2 separate regions of the Homo sapiens genome follow, and region 2 is linked to region 1. Evidence: read pairs that join two places in POLR2A ChIA-PET (ENCODE). Cell type or tissue: K562. All regions are shown on one strand.

The links. Peaks named below come from ENCODE experiments on the same cell type or tissue, not always from the same donor. Only the 100,000 strongest peaks of a DNase experiment are listed, where the experiment ranks them.
Region 2: POLR2A ChIA-PET joins it to region 1 with 5 read pairs; 1 of 35 experiments calls an interaction of 5 or more read pairs at or near these places.

Annotation. Positions count from the first base shown.
Region 1 is chr19:4,652,318-4,657,317 of GRCh38, reverse strand. It overlaps TNFAIP8L1 (TNF alpha induced protein 8 like 1), which reads right to left. Exons shown (of 2, transcript NM_152362.3): 2 at 1,750-5,000. The coding sequence ends at 4,888. Among named protein-coding and RNA genes, the nearest start is that of TNFAIP8L1, 15 kb to the right of the region's middle. RefSeq lists a silencer at 2,537-2,586. In K562, a CTCF peak has its summit at 2,509 (motif pointing left); a DNase peak (open chromatin) is centred at 2,447.
Region 2 is chr19:4,308,947-4,313,946 of GRCh38, reverse strand. It overlaps FSD1 (fibronectin type III and SPRY domain containing 1), which reads right to left. Exons shown (of 13, transcript NM_024333.3): 5 at 3,652-3,674; 6 at 3,351-3,472; 7 at 1,896-2,105. Among named protein-coding and RNA genes, the nearest start is that of FSD1, 6.8 kb to the right of the region's middle. In K562, no CTCF peak of the experiment used is centred here; a DNase peak (open chromatin) is centred at 3,016; H3K4me3 peaks cover 252 bases.

The sequences.
Region 1 (5,000 bases):
GCTGCCACAGGCCCCAGCGCGGGAGGATGTTCCAAGGCCGACCTGCTCTCTGCAGCCTGGGGCATTGGTTTCCCTTAGTTTGTTTTTCTTTTGAGACAGGGTCTTCTCCTGTCACCCAGGCTGAAGTGTAGTGGTGTAACACGGCTCACTGCAACCTCCACCTCCTGGGCTCAAGCGATCTTGCCACCTCAGCCTTCCAAGTAGCTGGGACTACAGGCACACGCCACCATGCCCGGCTAATTTTTGCATCTTCTTTTGATAGAGACAGCGTTTTGCCATGTTGCTCAGGCTGGTTTCGAACTGAGCTCAAGCAATCCACCTGTCTCGGCCTCCCAAAGTGCTGGGATTACAGGCATGAGCCACTGTGGCCAGCCTCCCGTAGTTTTTTGAAGCTGGGTTGCAACAGTGACTAAAAAACAAAAACAGACCAGACAGGATGGTTTACGCCCGTGAATCCCCGCACTTCGGGAGGCCAAGGTGGGAGAATCTCTTGACACCAGGAGTTCAAGACCAGCTTAGGCAACATAGCAAGACCCCCATCTCTACCAAAAAATAAATAATTTTAAAATTAGCCAGGTGTGGTGGGGCACACCTGTAATCCCAGCCACTCAGGAGCCTGAGGCAGGAGAATCGCCTGAACCCAGGAGTCCAAGGCAGCAGTGAGCCAAGATCGCGCCACTGCAGTCCAGCCTGGGCCACAGAGTGACACCTTGTCTCAAAAGAAAAAGAACCAGCCAGCCTTGACTTCCCAGCACACACTTGATGCCACCACATGAGGAAAGGACTGACGGCCGCACACATCAGCGGGAAGGGCCCCTAGACCAAGAATGGCAGTGCTCTGAGGTCTGAAGACCCCCCCGCCAAGGCCAGGAGGCTTTCCAGCTCTTGACTCTGAGGCTCCACGGGGCCCAGAAGATGAGCACGACAGGGTTGCCAGGGCCTCCTGTGCAGAAAAGGCCGTGGGAAACAGTGCCTACCACCAGTACCCTGGCCAAGGTAGGGGGACTCTCTCCTGGTCAGCTGGGATTCGCCCACAGCTTCTGGATCCCTGGCTGTCATCAAGGATGATGCCCGGGTGGCCTGATGCACCAGCATACATCAGGGCATCTCGGGACACACAGGAGCTTCCCCTCTGACCTTACGTGTGCATATGTGTGCTTTTTTTTTTTTTTTTTGGACAGGATCTTGCTCCATCACCCAGGCTGGAGTGCAGTGGTGCGATCTCGGCTCACCGCAGCCTCAACCTCCTGGGTCCAAGCCATCCTTCCAGATAGCTGGGACCACATGTGCATGCCACCCTGACTGGCTATAATTTTTTATTTTTTTATTCTGTTTCTGAGACCAAGTCTCACTCTGTTGCCCAGGCTGGAATGCAGTGGCACGATCTCATCTCACTGCAACCTCCGCCTCCCAGGTTCAAGTGATTCTCCTGCCTCAGCCTCCCAAGTAGCTGGGATTACAGGCACCCGCCGCCATGCCCAGCTAATTTTTGTACTTTTTAGTACAGATGGGGTCTCACCATCTTGGCCAGGCTGGTCTTGAACTCCTGACCTCAGGTGATCTGCCTGCCTCAGCCTCCCAAAGTGCTGGGATGACAGGCGTGAGCCACTGCACTTGGCCTTATATATATATATTTTTAGAGATAGGGTCTCGCTATGTTGCCCAGGGTGGTCTTGAACTCCTTGGCTCAAGTGATCCTCCTGCCTCGGCCTCCCAAAGCACTAGGTTTAACTGACATGAGCCACTGCGCCCAGGCTGGTGTGTGCTTTTATTTAAATTGTTCCGCAGTCCTATTTGGTTTGTTTCCTTTAATTAAATCTCAAATTTACAAGAGTCCAGACTGTCTGGACAGCCCAACAGGGACACAGAGAGTTTTACACACTGATGTCTCAACAGCACAGGGTTCCATCGGGACTTCGTGAGAAAATCAGGATCCATGTACGTTCTTGAAGAGCTGTCTCTCGGCCTAAGATAAGTGGAGAAGGTTGCCTTGGAAGCGTGGGGTAGAGGTAGGAACAGCTGGCTCTCTGGCCAAGGCCTTTGGCTTTTTCGCGGAAGCAAAAACCGAACCACGGGAAGGCTGCTCCGAGTCTGGGGTCAGAATTTCCTATCAGTGAGTGCAGCAGGCCAGGGAGAGGCGAAAGGGAGTGGAGAGGACTGTGGTGAAAGGGAGAGGGGCGGCCCCTGCACAGCTTCACCAGGCGTCAGTGCAGGCTCAGACGGCCGGACTGGCGAGTTTTCAAGAGAAACTCCAAATCCAGACAGGTGTGTGTGATCTCTTGGTTTTAAATGCAGACAAATTCCAAATGTCTCAAATACTGAATGGAGCCAGCTAGACCTACCTTCTCACCAAGTAAGGCCCACAGGCCCCTGCCGCAACCTCTACCCTCCACAGACAAGGTTCTGCAAAACAGTCATGGGACCTTGTTTCACCTCCCCCACAGGCACCCAAAATAACCTTCCTGACCTGCAGCAGCATTTTGCAATCTTTGAGAACCCCTGCCCCCTGCTGACAAACAAAAATGGCAAATAGACTCCCCCACACCACGCCTCCACGCCCTGAGCTGAGAATCGCCCGCATCTCGTGGGTGGTACCAGAGCCAAGACGACAGCCAAGCTTTGCTTTCTCAGCTCTGTCTTATAAAAGCAACATGGTTGGCTGGTTGGTTGCTGATTCTCCAAATATGAAATCACGATATTACAATGTGCACACTTTGTGAGGCCGAGGTAGGTAGGTCGCTTGAGCCCAGGAGTTCGAGACCATCCTGGGCAACATGGTGAGACCTTCTGTCTACAAAAAATACAAAGATTAGCCGGGTGTGCTCGTGCACACCTGTAGTCCCAGCTACCCGGGGCTGAGGTGGGAGGATCACTTGAGCCTGGAAGGAAGGGGCTGCAATGAGCCGAGATTTCACCACTGCACTCCAGCCTGGGTGACACAGCGAGACTTTGTCTCAAAACAATAAATAAATAAAATGTGCACACATCTCAGGTGGGTCCCCCCTCACCCCTGGGAGGTGGGCACGCTCCGTCCCCTCCCATGTGGCAGTCCCTGGATTGGAGCAGTTTCCCCTCCCGACCCAGGGCAGAGGTCTCCAGCTTCACGGAGGCATCCTGGCTGAACGTGCCAGCATTCACTGGAGCCTTCTTGAGTGGGGGCTTCCAGTACCACATCCTGTGGACTGAGGGGCTTCACGCACATTTATTCTCATTCAGTTCTCTGGGCCGCAAGTCTGAGATGAAGGTGTGGCCAGGGCTAGGTCCCTCCAAGGCTGAAGGGGATCTGCCCTGGGCCTCTCCCAGCTCCTGGTGGTGGCCGGCATCATTGGCCTTCCTTGCATGCATGTCTGTGTCCAAATACTTTTTTTTTTCTTTCTAAGACAGAGTCCCACTCTCACCCAAGCTGGAGTGCAGTGGCATGATCATCGGTCACTGCAGCCTCTTAACTCCTGGGCTCAAGTGATCTTCCCTCGTCATCTCTCAAGTAGCTGGGATTATACGTGTGCACCACCACAGTCACTTTTTTTTTTTTTTTTTTTTTTTTTTTTGAGACGAGTCTCGCTCTGTCACCAGGCTGAAGTGCAGTGGTGCAATCTCGGCTCACTGCAACCTCCGCCTCCCTGCAACCTGCGCCTCCCAGGTTCAAGCGATTCTCCTGCCTCAGCCTCCCAAGTAGCTGGGACTACAGGCACGCAACACCATGCCCGGCTAATTTTTGTATTTTTAGTAGAGACGGGGTTTCACCATGTTGGCCAGGATGGTCTCGATCTCTTGACCTTGTGATCTGCCCGCCTCAGCCTCCCAAAGTGCTGGGATTACAGGTGTGAGCCACCACGCCCGGCCCACCACGATAATTTTTTTTTTGTAGAGACGAGGGTCTCACCATGTTGCCCAGACTGGTCTTGAACTTCTGAGTTCAAGCAATCTTCCTGCCTCGGCCTCCCAAAGTGCTGGAATTAGAGTAGTGAGCCACTGCACGTGGCCTCAATCCCCCACTCCCCCGCTTCTTTTTTTGAGACAGAGTCTTGCTCTGTCACCCAGGCTGGAGTGCAGTGGCACAATCTCGGCTCACTGCAACCTCCTCCTCCTGGTTCAAGTGATTATCCTGCCTCAGCCTCCCGAGTAGCTGGGACTACAGGCATGTGCCACCATGCCCAGCTAATTTTTTGTATTTTCAGTAGAGATGGGGTTTCACCGTGTTAGCCAGGATGGTCTCGATCTCCTGACCTCGTGATCCGCCCGCCTCAGCCTCTCAAAGTGCTGGGATTACAGGCGTGAGCCACCGCGCCCTGCCCCAGGCCCCCTTTTTTTAAGGACCCCAGTCCTTGAATTGGGGCCCACCCTACTCCAAGATGAGATCATCTGAACTAATTCCATCTGTAATGATCCTATTTCCAAATCAGATCATCTTCTGAGGTCCTGGGGGTTAGGACGTGAGTTTATGGAAGGGGGGGTGCCGCGACTTGCCCCCTAACACTTCCCTTCCCCCAGTTCACCGTGTGAACCCGTAGTCCTTGTGCGAGGGATGAAAATCCCAGGCGACATGATCCAAGTGGGAGGCAGCAGCTTTTGGCTTTTACATCAAGCGACCCAGGGGTCGGCGTGGCCCAGAAAGTACAAACGGGTGAAAGGTGGTCCCCAGAGTAGGGCCCCAAATTCCTCTCCCCATTGGGCGGGGGCCAGGAGGAGAGGTGACATTGGTGTTTGAAACAGCTGCTACAGATGCCTCAGCATCCTCTCAAAGGAGACAGGTCACCCATCTGTCTAGGGGAGTTTGGCCGGAGTCCGATTGGGAGAAAAGAGGTGGAAAAAAACCCACAAACCCCACCCGCGCCCAGCAGGAGAGCCCCAAAAGGCGCGAGGGGCGCGGTTGGGCGGCGCCGGGGTTCAGAGGCTGCCCTCGTCCAGCATCCGGCCCAGGCCCTCGCAGATCCTGCGCAGGTGGGAGCGGTAGGGCTCGGCGGGGCCGTAGAGCGCAGCCAGGAAGTCGCAGTCGGCTA
Region 2 (5,000 bases), 340 kb after region 1:
AAGTGATTCTCACTCCTCAGCCTCCCAAGTAGCTGGGACTACAGGCATCCGCCACCATGCCCCACTAATTTTTTTGCATTTTTAGTAGAGACAGGGTTTTACCATGCTGGCCAGGCTGGTCTTGAACTCCTGACCTCAAGTGATCCACCCACCTCAGCCTCCCAAAGTGCTGGGATTACAGCGTGAGCCACCACGCCTGGCCAGGATGGCTTTTTGTTTTTTTTTTTTTTGAGACGGAGTCTCGCTCTGTAACCAGGCTGGAGCTCAGTGGCGCAATCTCAGCTCACTGCAACTTCTGCTTCCTGGGTTCAAGCAATTCTCCTGCCTCAGCCTCCCGAGTAGCTGGGATTACAGGCGCCCGCCACCACACCCAGCTAATTTTTGTATTTTTAGTAGAGACAGGGTTTCACCATGTTGGTCAGGCTGGTCTCAATCTCGTGACTTCAAGATCCGCCCGCCTAAGCCTCCCAAAGTGCTGGGAGTACAGGTGTGAGCCACCACGCCCGGCCCAGGAGGCTTTCCCCCTTCAGACCCTACCTCCACCAGCTGGGTGGATTCCTTGGGTTTTGTTTTTTTTTTTCTTTATTTTTCTCTCTTTGTTTAGTAGAGACAGGGTCTCGCTCTGTTGCTCAGGCTGGAGTGCGGTGGTGCAGTCATGGCTCACTGCAGCCTCCAATTCTTGGGCTCAAACAATCCTCCCACCTTAGCCTCCCTTGGTAGCGGGGACCACCATGCTCAGGTAACTTTAAATTTTTTTTTTTTTTATAGATGGGCTCTTGCTTTGTTACCCAAGCTGGTCTCCAGCTCCTGGCCTCAAGCAATCCTCTTGCCTCAGCCTCCCAAAGTGCTGTATCACAGGCTTGAGCCACCATGCCTGGCCAGCTTTCAATTTCTTGTAACTGCCAAGGAGGACCCCAAATACTTGGAGGGTGAATCCAGAACGCCAGCTCTAGGAGGGAAAAGATTATTGTCTGCTTTGTTCCCTGCTCCGAGGACAGTACACAGCTATTTGGGAGGCTGAGGCAGGACTGCTTGAGGCCAGGGGTTGGAGACCAGCCTAGGGAAATGGCAGGATCCCATGTCTGGAAAAATATATTCATTATTATTATTTATTTATTTATTTATTTATTTATTTATTTTTTGAGACGGAGTCTTGCTCTGTCGCCCAGGCTGGAGTGCAGTGGCGCAATCTAGGCTCACTGCAAGCTCCGCCTCCCGAGTTCACGCCATTCTCCTGCCTCAGCCTCCTGAGCAGCTGGGACTACAGGTGCACACCGCCACGCCCGGCTAATTTTTTGTATTTTTTTAGTAGATACAGTATTTCACCGTGTTAGCCAGGATGGTCTCGATCTCCTGACCTTGTGATCGGCCCGCCTCGGCCTCCCAAAGTGCTGGGATTACAGGCGTGAGCTACCGCGCCCGGCCTATATTCATTATTATTATTTTTTGTTTTTTTGAGATGAGTTTCGCTTTTGTTGCCCAGGCTGGAGTGCAATAGCGCGATCTCGGCTCAGTGCCATCTCCACCTTCCGGGTTCAAGCAATTCTCCCGCCTTAGCCTCCTGAGTAGCTGGGATTACAGGTGCCCGATACCATGCCCGGCTAATTTTTTTGTATTTTTAGTAGAGATAGGGTTTCACCATGTTGGCCACGCTGGTCTTGAACTCCTGACCTCAGGCGATCCACCCGCTTCAGCCTCCCAAAGTGCTGGGATTACAGGCATGAGCCACCGCGCCTGGCCACTGTCTCATATTTCTGATCCACCTCCCCAGGCTGCTTCCAGACCCCATGAGCTTTGGGGATCGTCCCCAAGGCCCCCAGTGACTGATGGCGAGACGGGAGGCTGGAAGAGGTGGCTGTTCACAGCTGGGCGGAGCTGGCACACACTGCCCTTACCTGTCAGGGTGTACTCTGTCTGCCGGATGCCCTCGATGACCATCCAGGGCTGGTCCTCCTTGAGGCGGGGCGGGCCCTCGAAGTTGGTCCGCCGGTACTCCAGCACGTAGTGGTCAATCTTGCTGTCCTCATCCGGCATGCGCCACACCAGGGTCACACAGTTATCTGCCACCAGGGACTCAGCCAGGTCGATCACGGGTGCGCTGGGCACTGACCAAGACGGAAAGGAGAGGGGGTCGGGATTCTGTGCCTGGTTCAGGGGGCAGGGGGCTTGCTGCAGGGCTGCCCAACCACATGTTGGACAATTTTGGGGGCATGGCCACAAAGGGGTTCCATGTTTGGCAGGGTGGAGACTTTTTTTTTTTTAGAGACAGAGTCTTGCTCTTGTCACCCAGGCTGGAGTGCAGTGGCACGATCTTGGCTCACTGCAACCTCCGACTCCCTGGTTCAAGCGATTCTCCTGCCTCAGCCTCCTGAGTAGCTGGGATTACAGTCGTGAGCCACCATGGCCCGGCTAATTTTTTATATTTTTAGTAGAGACAGGGTTTCTCCATGTTGGCCAGGCTGGTCTTGAACTCCTGACCTCAAGTGATCCACCCGCCTCGGCCTCCCAAAGTGCTGGGATTCCAGGCGTGAGTCACCGCGCCCGGCCATGGAGACGCTAAGGTTCCATCAGTGGGTTGGGGGAGGGCTGAGCTTTCTTGGGATTCCATCATTTACAGGCAGAATTATTCCAAAATCTCTGCCAATGAGGGATGCGGCTTTCTTTGGGGCTGCATCATAGACAGGCTGGGTTCTCAGTCCATTTCTCCTCGGGGACGTGGCCTTCTCAGGGCTCCACCCCTGGAAACAGGGTTTTCCCAGGAGCTACCATGTGGTGGGCAGGCCCTTCTCGTGGCTCTATCCAGGGAGGAGGTCTCGGGAGGACTCCACTCCCCCAACGACATGGTATTCTCAGGGCTCCACCCCTGTGGACAGAGTTTTCCCAGGACCTCACCCCCTGGTGGGTGGGGCTTTCTGATGGCTCCACCCATGGGCGGGACTTGATGAATACCCCACCCCCACAGGACGTGCTATTCTCAGGGCTCCACCCCTGGGGACAGGATTTTCCCACCTGGTGAGTTTGACCTTCTCATGGCTCCACCCCAGGGCGGGGCCTCATGAGGACTCAACCAACCCCACAGGACATGGTATTCTCACAGTTCCACCCCTGGGTACAGAGTTTTCCCAGGATGTCACTACACAGTGGGTGGGGTCTTCCCATGGCTCCACCCAGGGGCGGGGCTCCATGAGAACTCCACCCCCCACAGGGCGTGGAATTCTCAGAGCTCCACCTCCCCCAGGCGGAATTCAGACACCGGGTCGTCCACCATACTCCAGGTCCTGTTTCAGGGCCTCCTAGCCTCCCAGGTCATTCCCCGGAAGTCCTGGCCCTCTAGTGCGTGCCCCTCTCACCAGGCAGGAACTTGAGTGCCTGTAGCATCTGCCGCTCTTGCGCGAAGTCCACCATGAGGTGACTCATGTTGTCACTGACCTTCGCTTTCAATGATAGCCGGAAGGCAGGGGCCATGGTCACTCTGCAGGAAGGAGGTGGCAGGCGTTGCGTGGGGGACCAGGCCTGGTCATCCGTGGCGCGAGGGGGCCCCTCCCCAGGGCTCCCGTCCAGGGCTCTGAGATGAGACACCCTCACCAGGTGGCCCCTGTCTTCACACCAGGGGCAGGGTAGTGGGGTGGGGGCCAGACCCCAGTGTCTTACCCATCTTTGATTTGCTTGGCAGCCTAGAGAGAGGAACAGAACAACATTCAAAGATTTCTTTTTTTGTTTTTGAGACGGAGTCTTGCTCTGTTGCCCAGGCTGGATTGCAGTGGAGAGATCTCGGCTCACTGCAACCTCCACCTCCTGGGTTCAAGCAATTCTGCCTCAGCCTCCTGAGTAGCTGGGATTACAAGCACCCACCACCACACCCGGCCAATTTTTTGTATTTTTAGAGAGATGGGGTTTTGCCATGTTGGCCACACTGGTCTCAAACTCCTGACCTCAGGTGATCCGCCTGCCTCAGCCTCCCAGAGTGCTGGGATTACAGGCATGAGCCACCGTGCCTGGCCCAAAGATTTGTTTCATTTTTTGTGTTTTTTTTTTTTTGAGATGGAGTCTTGCTCTGTCGTTCAGGCTGGAGTGCAGTGGCACGATCTCGGCTCACTGCAAGCTCCGCCTCCCGGGTTCACGCCATTCTCCTGCCTCAGCCTCCCGAGTAGCTGGGACTACAGGCGCCCGCCACCACACCCAGCTAATTTTTTGTATTTTTAGCAGAGATAGGGTTTCACTGTATTAGCCAGGCTTGTCTTGATCTCCTGACCTCATGATCGGCCCGCCTCAGCCTCCCAAAGTGCTGGGATTACAGGCGTGAGCCACTGCGCCCGGCCCAAAGATTTGTTTCTACCAAATCATAAAGCCACTCTACAGACATGAAGACTGAGGCCTCTCGAGGAAGGTATTTGCCAAAGTGTCCCTGCACTTCTGGACTGTGCCCTGAAGACAGAGGATGGCCAAGACAGGCTCCCATCCCCACCCCAACCTCCTGCCCACACCCAGCCCATACAGCTGGCAAATTCACTGAATAAAACTACAGGATGCCCAGTTAAATTGGCATTTCAGATAAATCATGACTATGTCCCATGCACTCTTTGGGATATACTCACACAAATGCAGTTCTTAGTGTGCACATATATACCCTTATACTAAAAAAGTATTTATTCATTTGCATTTCAGATCAACAATGAATACTTTTTTTTTCTTTTTTTTTGAGACAAGGTCTGGCTCTGTCCCTCAGGCTAGAGTGCAGTGTAACAATCACGGCTCATTGTAACCTTGAACTCTGGAGCTCAAACAATCCTCCCACTTCAGCCTCTTGAGTAGCTGGGACCACAGGTGTGTGCCACCACACCCAGCTAATTATTTTATTTTATTTTATTTTTTGAAACAGAGTCTTGCTCTGTCACCTAGGCTGGAGTGCAGTGGTGCGATCTCTGCTCACTGCAAGCTCTGCCTCCCGGGTTCACACCATCCTCCTGCCTCAGCCTCCTGAGTAGCTGGGACTACAGGTG